Linked DNA regions of Homo sapiens: region 1 is linked to region 2. Evidence: read pairs that join two places in POLR2A ChIA-PET (ENCODE). Cell type or tissue: PC-9. All regions are shown on one strand. Links, peaks and the distances in the headings refer to the core of each region. The heading gives the core; the rest is flanking DNA.

The links. ChIA-PET counts read pairs that join two places held together with the same protein. Peaks named below come from ENCODE experiments on the same cell type or tissue, not always from the same donor. Only the 100,000 strongest peaks of a DNase experiment are listed, where the experiment ranks them.
Region 1: POLR2A ChIA-PET joins it to region 2 with 24 read pairs; 4 of 35 experiments call an interaction of 5 or more read pairs at or near these places.

What each region holds. Positions count from the first base shown.
Region 1 is chr20:50,630,908-50,636,279 of GRCh38, reverse strand. The region is part of intron 1 of RIPOR3 (RIPOR family member 3); the gene reads left to right. Among named protein-coding and RNA genes, the nearest start is that of RIPOR3-AS1, 12 kb to the left of the region's middle. In PC-9, for the core only: a CTCF peak has its summit at 192 (motif pointing right); a DNase peak (open chromatin) is centred at 189; H3K4me3 peaks cover 472 bases.
Region 2 is chr20:50,490,332-50,495,703 of GRCh38, reverse strand. No RefSeq gene overlaps it. Among named protein-coding and RNA genes, the nearest start is that of PTPN1, 17 kb to the left of the region's middle. In PC-9, for the core only: no CTCF peak of the experiment used is centred there; a DNase peak (open chromatin) is centred at 2,523; H3K27ac peaks cover 1,908 bases.

The DNA.
Region 1 (5,372 bases), core at 189-5,188, 140 kb before region 2:
GGAATGTCACCCTTGGTCGCAGGTGACAAACTGGACTTGTCAGGAGCTGTCCGCTGAAGGCTCCTGAGATTGTGGGTCTCAGCCTGGCCATCCCATCCCCAATCATCCAGGGGGAGGTCTGTTTCTTTTACCACAAGAAACACTGCTTGGCTGGACTCCAAGTCAACGTCATGGATCAGCCCCACCAGGCCCAGCCGGGAGGGGGCGCAGCTGAGCTGCCTGGGAACTGTCGCGGTCCGCAGGCCCCAAGGGGGCCCACAGGGGCTGGGGCTGCAACACCCTGAAGCCAAAAGAGGTTGGGCTTGATTTTTCTCGGCCACCACCCAGGGCTATCTTTCTAGCTTGGCAGGTCCCCCTCCCAATCCTATTTCCATTCTGGGGCCTCTTCCCCGCTGGAGGAGGTCTGGCTCCTGGGAGGGGGGCGTGTCCTCAGCAGAGCTGCGGGAGCAAGCACAGCGGAGTCCCGAAGCCAGGCTTTGGAGTCCAGCGCGCCCCGGTCCAGTTTCAGCTCTGGCATTTCCTACCTGTGTGACCTCGGAGGACTCATTTCCGTCCTCTCTGAGCCTCGGTTTCCTTCTTTTCTTCCTTTCCTTTTTCCTTTCCTTCTTTCCTTCCTTTCCTTCTTTTGAGACAGGGTCTCACTGTGTTAGCCAGGCTGGAGTGGTGCAGTCTCAGCTCACTGCAGCCTCGACTTGCTGGGAGGTCTCTAATGATCCTCCCACCTCAGCCTGCCGCAGTAGCTCGACTACAGGTGCACGCCACCACATCTGGGTAATTTTTGTATTTTTTGTGGGGACCGGGTCTCACTATGAGACCCAGGCTGGTCTCGAACTCCTGGGCTCAAGTGATCCGCCCATCTCAGCCTCTCAAAGTGCTGGAATTATAGGCGTGAGTCGCCACGCCTGGCATGAGCCTCGGTTTCCTTATCTGCAAAATGGGGATAGTAATAGTACTTGTCTCATATGGTGTTGGGAGAATGAAATGAGAATTTTAAGTCCTCAGAGCAGGTAGCAGGCAGTGCTGGCTACCCAAGGGTCAGAGGCAGGGCCACCCATCATCCTCAACAGCTGCTGCAGCTTTTGTAAATAAAGTTTTACTGAAACACAGCCATGGCATAATTCCTTTACATAATGTCTGCAGCTGGTTTTGCTCTAAAATGCTAGAACTGAGTAGTTGTGACAAAAACTGTATGGCCTGAAAAACCAAAAATATCTACTATCTGGCTTTTTGTTTGTTTGTTTGTTTTTGAGATGGAGTCTAGCTCTGTTGTCCAGGCTGGAGTTTAGTGGCTTGATCTCGGCTCACTGCAACCTCTGCCTCCCGGATTCAGGTGATTCTCCTGCCTCAGCCTCCAGAGTAGCTGGGACTACAGGCATGCGCCACCACGCCCGGCTAATTTTTGTGTTTTTAGTAGAGACAGGGTTTCACCATGTTGTCCAGGCTGATCTTGAATTCTTGACCTCAGGTGATCCACCCACCTTGGCCTCCCAAAGTACTGGGATTACAGGTGTGAGCCACTGCGCTCAGCCTTTCTATCTGGCTTTTTACAGAAAACATTTGTCCATCTTTGCCTTAGAGTCTAGCACATAGTGGTTATTAGTATTAGTATTACTGTTATTATTCCAGCACCTTCCTCTTGGGCTGCACAGCCTGGTGAAGTAGGGGAAGCAGCGTCAACCTTTCCTTCATTGTTTTCTGGTTCAATAAAGATGTGTTATGAATCTTCCATGCACCTGGTCCCTGCCTGCAGGGAGCTCCCTGTCTAGGATGGAGAGATAGACAAGTCACCATTCACAGTCCACTATAACAGAGGAGGTCAGGGGCATCCAGAGGAAACACCAGACACAGCTAGGAGTGGGGAGGTGTCCAGGAAGGCTTCCTGGGGGAGGGGACATCTGGGCTGAAAGATGAGGAGGGTTTAGCCAGGAAGCCAATCCATGTGGCCATGGCACGTGGAAGAAGGAAGAGCCAGACTTCAGTTTGAAAAATGAGTGTCCTGGTCAGGCGCGGTGGCTCACGGCTATAATCCTAGCACTTTGGGAAGCTGAGGTGGGTGGATCGCTTGAGCTCAGGAGTTCGAGAACAGCCTGGACAACATGGCGAAACCCTATCTCTACAATGAATACAAAAATTAGCTGGGAATGGTGGTGTGTGCCTGTAGTCCCAGCCACGTGAAAGGCTGATGTGGGAGGATGGCTTGAGCCCAGCAGGTGGAGGTTGCAGTGAGCTGAGATCGTGTCACTGCACGCCAGCCTGGGCAATAGAGTCAGACCCTGTCTAAAAAAAAAAAAAAAAAAAAGAAAAGAAAGAAAGAAGGAAAAGGAAATAAAGAAAGAAATATGTGTGTCCCTGAGTCGCCTCTCACCTCTCAGAGCCTTTCTTTCCTCATATGAAAAATGGGGCCATTGAACCTCACAGTGCTATGAGTGATGAATCCGCTGTCAGGTTCTGCAGGTCTGCTCCGAGCCTTAGTTTCCCTCCTTCGTCGTCCTCTCTCTCACACTGAGCAGGAGGACCTGGGGCTTGTTTTGAGCTTTGCATCGGGAGGAACTGCTTAGCAATTGTCCTTCTCTCTGACCTTGAAGTGGAGTGACTGGGGTGAAGCTCCAGGAACGGCCCAGAAGGCTTCTGATGGGAAGGTGCAGAGGGAGGGGCCGGGGAAGCCCCTTCCGGCTCCAGTGCCCAGGCTGGCTCCGGAGTACGTCTCAACTACTCACCTTTGGGAATCCCTCCCTACTCCGTCCTTATTCTCTTGCCTGGCTTGGCTGGGGGGATCAAGCAGTTTGAGCAGCTTCTCAGGCCCTGCATAGGTGCTGATAGGGGTAACAGCAGTGAGGAGCTCATACGTGTTTAACAACCAGCAGACAGAAACCCTAACTTGTAGAACTTGCCGCTTTCTGTGGTGTAAATACGTTTACTGTGGCTGATTTCAAACCACCAACGTGATGTCAACAGGCTCACAAAATTCCTGAACATTTAACAATTGACTATTTTTTGTTTTTTGTTTTTTGTTTTTTTTAGTCAGAGTCTTGCTCTGTTGCCCAGGCTGGAGTGCAGTGGCATGATCTCAGCTCACTGCAACCTCCACCTCCCAGGTTCAAGTGATTCTCCTGCCTCAGCCTCCCGAGTAGCTGGGATTACAGGCGCCTGCCACCAAGCCTGGCTAATTTTTTGTATTTTAGTAGACGGGGCTTCACCATGTAGCCCAGGCTGGTCTTGAACTCCTGAGCTCAGGCAATCTGCCTGCTTCGGCCTCCCAAAGTGCTAGGATTACAGGTGTGAGCCACTGTGCCTGGCCCAGTTGACTGTTGGGAGCTGGTACAAGCTGGCTCAGCACAGCACAGGAGGGGACTGTAGGGGACCTCTTTATGGGGGCAGGGGCAAGGCCCCAGTGCAAGGCTCTCCTGACCGCAGGTAAGACAAGCTCTGACATCGGGCATCCTCGGGTTCTAAACCCAGTGCTCAGGTGCCCTGCTGGGGCTCCTGGGCTAGTCTCATCACCTCTCTGAGCCTCAGTTTCCTCATCTATGGAATTAGATCATCAAAAGCTCCTGCTCTTAAGAGGGTTGTATGGATTTCATAATTTACATAAAGCATTTAGTGCAGGGCCAGCTTAGTAATGAGCACTTGATGAATGATGCCTCAACTTCCCCATCTGTACACAGCACTGCTGGGCATGGGTTCATAGCTGTTCATGGATTCGTAGCCACTCATGGGGCACCAGGCTTGCCACACAGCGAGTGGTCAGCAAATGCTTGCCACCTTCCTCCATCCGGGCTAGAAGCCGCTCACTTCTCACTTGGCTCTCCCTGGGTCACCTGGCTTATCTGGGTCACCTGGCTCACCTGCAGAGCTGGGGTCTTAGCCAATTGCACAGAGACAGCCAGCTCTTCCGACATGTCTCTTGCACACTGTGGGCTCTCGGGACATGCTTTCCTTGGTCCTTCCAGCAGTCTCCGTGGGAGGTTCTTTCTGAATTCCCCTTTTACTCTTGTGATCACTGAGGCCCAGAGCCTGAGTGGCACAGTTGGGATTTGAGCCCAGGTCCACCTTCTTTGTTGCCAAGCTTTCCTATGTACGGCACATGTGGGGCTGTGGGGTGGGGGATATATGGGAGGAGGAGGCTTGTGGAGGCTGCACAGATCTGCCAGGAGGTGCAGTAGTAGATGCTGGGCAGATGTGGCTCGATACAGGAAGTTTTTCCAGGCAGAGACCCCCAAGTGAGCAGAGGTGTAGTGGGGTGGACTTGGCCCCTGGGGGAAAGAGATGTTGGAACATGGGGGTCTCATCGTGCAGGAAGATGAGGTGGACTGGAGCTTTTTCGTAGGTTTTGTCTGGGCAATGGGGTCCCTGGAATCCTTGGATTGACACCACCCTGGCAAAGGAGCAAAGTATGAAACTGTAGCAGCAGAGATTTAGGTTAGATATGAAGCAGAACTTTCCAGCTGCCCTTGCTGGAAGATGCTGACCTATATTCCCAAGGGATAGGGTGGCATTTTCTCAATCTAGAGATGGTTTGGAAAAAAGAGAAGACAGCCAGGGCTCGGGGTTGGCCCCATTGCAGGGCGGGTCGGAGACTGGGCAATGGATCGGGGTGGAAGCAGCCCTTGACACCAGCAGTCTGGCTTCATGTGAATTGGACTTTTCCACCCCCTGCTGAAAGCCCTCCCATGGCTCCCAGTCACCCTTGCCCCATTGTAAGGCCAAGCCCCTGCTTGGGGCTACCAATGCCTCTTGGGACCTGAGCCCTGCCGGCCTCTCTGACCTCGTCTTTAGCCCACTGAGCTTCTTGCTGTTTCTGGATGACACCAAGTCCCCTCATGCATCCTGGCCTTTGCCCAGGCTGTTCCCTCGGCCTTAGACACCCTTCCCCTTCACCCCACGTCAGCCTTCCTACTCAGCTCTTGGGCGCCTCTTCATGGCTGGGTCAGATTCCCCCTGGGACCCCCATAACTCCAGCATGGACTCTGTATCGTAACTGTTCGGCAGTAGGTGGGCCTCCCTGCTGGGCTGGAGCCCTTGAGGATGGGGGGACTTGGCCTGCCTTGCAGAGTTCACCTGTGTTAGGTGCTCAGGGAGGGCTGGAGGAGGGGAGAGGAGAAGCTCGGGGGGTGAGAGGGCTGTGTTCAGGAGGTGCTGTCCCCTTGCTCTGGGAGGCAGCATTGCCCGGCACTAAGGACCTGAGCACAGAGTGCAGAGTACAGACACCTGGGTTCGAATTCCATTCCCATCACTGTCCCCCATCAGGTCCCCTAACCTCATGGGACCTCAGCTTGCTGACCTGTGAGCTGGGCACAGTACCAGCCCCCACAACACTCTGGGGCCATTGTGAGGTCTGTAGGTGTTGGTGGAAGGTGGCTGGCCTGCGGACG
Region 2 (5,372 bases), core at 188-5,187:
TCTGTCTCTCTCTTTCTCTTTTTATCAATTTTTTTTTTTTTTTTTTTTTTGGTGACAGAGTCTCACTCTGTTGCCCAGGCTGGAGTGGCACAATCTTGGCTCTTTGCAAGCTCTGTTTCCTGGGATCAAGTGATTCTCCTGCCTCAGCCTCCCAAGTAGCTGGGATTACAGGCATGTGCCACTACGCCCAGCTAACTTTTTGTATTTTTAGTAGAGACAGGGTTCACCATGTTGGCCAGGCTGGTCTTGAACTCCTGACCTCAGGTGATTCGCCCGCTCAGCCTCCCAAAGTGCGAAAGAGATAAATACCCCAGCTCCTTGCTTCTCAGGTATGGCAATGTGGAGGCATGGCCCTTACATGGGTGGGTTTGAGCCCCACTGGCCCACATGCTCATTCATGTCCCTTCCCAGACATTATTTGAAGACATTATTTGAAGACATCAGGAGCATTTTTACTGTTTAAGCCACTTTGGATTGGCTTGCTACTTGCAGTTGAGAGCATGCTAACTGGTACATGGTCTTTGTCTTCTGTCTCTATCTTCCTGTAGCCCTATGGGTCTGAAGTTCAGCCATATTCCTTCCCCAGAGCCCTAGTTGCCTTGGAAGTCAAGATCTTTTAGAAGCCACCTGCATCAACTTTTCACCACTGTCCTAAATCAGAAACTTCGTGGTCACTTCCCCACTCCTCACCTGCTGCCTCCAAGGATCTCCTCAGGAATAAATTACTTGCATTTAAATCCTTGTCTCAGAGTTGGCTTCTGGAGGAACTCAGATGAAGATGGCAGACTTATCACTTTTCCTTTTGTCTAACTAAAAGGCTTCAAATAGAAATCAATTATTCAACTGATTATGAATCCAAAAATTTCTGGCATATTTGAAAGAGCAGATCATCCCGACTTTTAGTCCTCAAGATATCAAAAATATTGCATCTCCATCTAGCACCTCCCCCCCCATTACACACCTGCTTTGTGCTAGGCACTTTACATGTGCAACAGGATGATGTTAGGGGTGCTCTGAGTCTCTTGGCCTAAGTTCAAAGGTCATTCAGCAGTTGGGGTCAGCCACCTTCCTTCACGGCTCGCTGTGGAGCCATTTCAGCAGAATGGCAGCCCATCCTTATGCCCATTCTACCGTGGGCGTCAAGGAGAAGGGGAAAGAGAGCACGTCTTGCTTCTCCTGCTCCCCCTACCCATTGTCCCAGCTCCAAGCCACTAGAATCATGAGTCTGGCTTGAACTGGGTGACATGGGGCCAGGGGATCTAAAAGAACTTTGAATCAGATCTGAGAATGAAGTTTTTTCCAAGGAAATTTATATTGAACTATAAAACACATACAGAAAAGTATATGTGTGTACATGCACACAGATATATCATAAGTGCACGGCTCAGTGAATTTCCCCAGACTAAACATGCTCACATAACCTGCACCCAGATCAAGATACAGAACTCTCCCAGCCCCTCAGAAAGCTACCTAGTAACCCTCCTAGTCACTACCCTTTGCCAAGGGTGACCACTATCCTGCTAACACCCTGGATTGCTTTTGCCTGTTTTTGAACTTCACATAAATGGAATCATGCCGTGCATGCTTTTTGGTGTCTGTCTTCGTTTGTTCGACATCATGACCATGAGACTGGGTCTCGTTGTGCTTCACTGGTTGAGACTGACATTCTAATTGGAGGAGATTTGGGTTTTAAGACCTGAAATAGACAGCTTTGGTAACCAAAGAGTCAGTCAGGCATGCTATGGAATTGTTGAGAGGCTGGTTGAGGAAGCCCATTCTTTAATAGCTCCGTGACTTTGGGCAACTCATTTAAGTTCTTTTTTCTCTATTTCTGTAAAATGGAGATAACTATTGGTCCCTACCTCAGAAGCTCATTGTGAAGATTTGGTGAGTAATATATGCCAAGAGCTTAGGCAAGTGCCTGGCACAGAGGCGGGGCCACCTGGGAGCTTGCCGCTACCTCTGCTCCTGCCTCTACTACCACTACTCTGTTATTCTGATCATTCCCCAGAGGGAAAAAGGAAATTTCAACAGAGACCATTTGGTAGCAATTATTGTAAAAATAAAGTGGTTTCGTAGTTACACCTCAACAAGTTGAGACGTACCCCTGAACCAGTTAGACATGTGTCACCTCAGTTAAAGTTCACATCAGCCCTGAGAAGTGAATGCTTGTTTGACAAATGAGGCAACTGAGGCTCAGAGGGAGAAGCAACGCACTCCCTCAACTCACTCCCACAGGGTTACAGAGCGAGCTGGTGGTGGAGCCAGGGTCTCTGTGACCCTGTGTGCTGTTCTCCTTGCCCTTTTACCTAATTCTCCTGCTGGAGCTGGTGGTCCTTAGGATGCACTGGGATGACCCCATTGGACTGCCTTTGGCATGACCTTCTAAAGCATGTGGTGCTGCTTTAGAACTTATCAAAATATTTTCTGTGTGGATTTCCCATCAGCCTGTTCACATGAGGCTTAATCTTTCTTGTGGGTCTCATAAGTAGCACTTTATGAAATACCAGGTGAGTCAGTCATACTCAGCAAACGAGTTTTATGATGACTAAGAATGTTGGGGCTTTTTGCTGAAATTAGCCAACTGAGGTAACAGAATTCTTCCATTGCATATCACAGAAATTGGTTCTGGTCAGGCCGGGTGTGGTGGCTCATGCCTATAATCCCAGCACTTTGGGAGGCCGAGGCAGGCGGATCTCCTGAGGTTAGGAGTTCAAGACCAGCCTGGCCAACATGGTGAAACCCCATCTCTACTAAAAACACAAAAAATTAGCTGGGCCTGGTGGCGGGCGCCTGTAATCCCAGCTACTCGGGAGGCTGAGACAGGAGAATCGGTTGAACCTGGGAGGTGGAGGTTGCAGTGAGCCGAGATGGCGCCACTGCACTCCAGCCTGGGCAACAAGGACGAAACTGCGTCTAAAAAAGAAAAGAAAGAAAGAAGGAAAAAGAAACTGGTTCTTACCAACAGAAACAGAAAAGGAATTTGTTAGAAGGATATAAGGTGCTTTTTAGAAATGGAGCAAGAAAGCTCTGAAACCAAGTTTAGAAAGAATTGGCCACATGATGCGCTGGGGGATCTTGCTGGCATCAACTCACGAGTGTGCTCTTCAGCTCTGAGGGTGCGGCACTCAGGACGCTTTGGCTGCAAGTAACAGAAAACTCAACTCAACCTGGCTTAAGCAGTAAGGGAGTTTATTGTAGGAAGGGCAACACCAAGGTTGGTTGATTCAGAGGTTCAAGAATGTAATTGAGATCCAGGGTTCTCTCTCTTTCTTCCCATTACTATCCATGTGTTGGCTTTATCTGAAAACTGGTTCCCTGTGGCTGCAAAACGGGGCACGCTGCCAGTAGTGATTATGACGGTAAGATCATTTGCTAAATCATCCAGTGCGAAAGAGAGGGAGTGTCTCCCCATAGCTCTCTCTTGAGAGTAAGGAAATGTTACTGCCAGAAGTCCCCAAGAAATCTATCCTGGTGTCTTTTTTTTTTTTTTTTTTTGAGGCAGGGTCTCACTGTGTTGCCCAGGCTGGAGTGTAGTGGCGTGATCATGGCTCACTGCAGCATCAACCTCCTGGGCTCAAGCAATCCTCCCACCTCAGCCTCCTGAATAGCTGGGACTACAGGAGTGCACCACCACACCCAGGTAATTAAAACTTTTTTTTTTTTTTTTTGTAGAGACAGGGTCTCACTATATTGTTCAGGCTGAACTTGAACTCCTGGCCTCAATGATCCTCCCACCTCAGCCTCCCAAAGTGCTGGAAATACAAGTGTAAGCCACTGCAGCCAGCTCCCCTGGTGTCCTATTGGGCAAAACTGGCTTGGGCCTGTTCACTCCTGAACCAATCATCAGCAAGAGGCACAAGGGATGATTTTGGCCCCCAGGGGACATTTGACAACGTGTGAAGACATTTTTGGTTATCATAACTAGGAGAGGTGCTAGTGGCATCTCGTGGGTAGAATCTGGGGCTGCATCTATATATCCTATAATGGACAGGACAGCTCCTTCCCATCCCTTGCACACAGAAAAGAATGAACTCTCCCCAAATATCAACAGTCCTGATATTGAGAAACCTTGGCTTAGACAAATCAGGCACATCCCTGCTCCTGGGATATAATAGCCTGGTGAGAGTCATCCACAGTTTCCACTGCAAACTTTCTTTCAGAACTTTTTTTTGTCATTCTGTTTGAGATTGAAATTTCAGAGAGGGTTTGTTTGGCTTGGCCTGGGTTACATACCCATTTACAGAATAGTAGAGGACAAGGCACTGTGGTTGACCTGAAGCTCCTCCACAGGAAGCTTGGGATACTGGCATGGGAAGTGGAACGGATGTTAAACAAGCAACAACAACAAAAAAGCCCACCTCAACTGGGATGAACTTCCTCAGTGACATTCCTTACAAAGAAGAGGGAGACATCCTGGAATGATATGGGGGAGGGGTGGGGAGAGGGACAGTATGATATATATTAGCTTGACTTTATTATTTTTGTGTATATTTTTGGAGATGGAGTCTTGCTCTGTTGCCAAGGCTGGAGGGCAGTGGCACGATCTTGACTCACTGCAACCTCCACCTCCCGGGTTCAAGTGATTCTTCTGCCTCAGCCTCCCGAGTAGCTGGGATCACAGGCATGTGCCACCATACCCAGCTAATTCTTGTATTTTTAGTAGAGACAGGCTTTCACTGTGTTGGCCAGCCTGGTAGCTTGACTTTAGAGATGACTGTCATCAATTCCTTCCCTCCCCATATGTGTGTGCCACTCCTCCTTGAGATAGGGGGTCTAATCCTCAGCCCCCTTGAATTTGGCCTGGGCTTGACCTTGTGACTGTTTTGACCAATAGAAAATAGTGGAAATGATGCTGGGTCAGTTCTGGACTTCCTGCTCCAGTAGCCAACTGCATGAGAGACCCCCATGTGAGAGCCACTCAGCTAAGCTGTCAACCCATAGAACTGTGAGTGGTATAAATAATTGTTGTTTTTAAGCCACTAGCCACTAGGTTTTTTTTTTTTTTTTTTTTTTTTTGAGACGGTGTTTACGTCTGTTGCCCAGGCTGGAGTGCAGTGGCATGATCTCGGCTCACTGCAGGCTCCGCCTCCCAGGTTCACGCCATTCTCCTGCCTCAGCCTCCCGAGTAGCTGGGACTACAGGCACCCGCCACCACGCCCAGCTAATTTTTTGTATTTTTAGTAGAGACGGGGTTTCACCGTGTTAACCAGGGTGGTCTCGATCTCCTGACCTCGCGATCCGCCCACCTCGGCTCCCAAAGTGCTGGGATTACAGGCGTGAGCCACCACACCTGGCTTAAGCCACTAGGTTTTGAGGTAGTTTGTCATGCAGCAATTGATAACCAGAAAAATACATCAATATAATATACA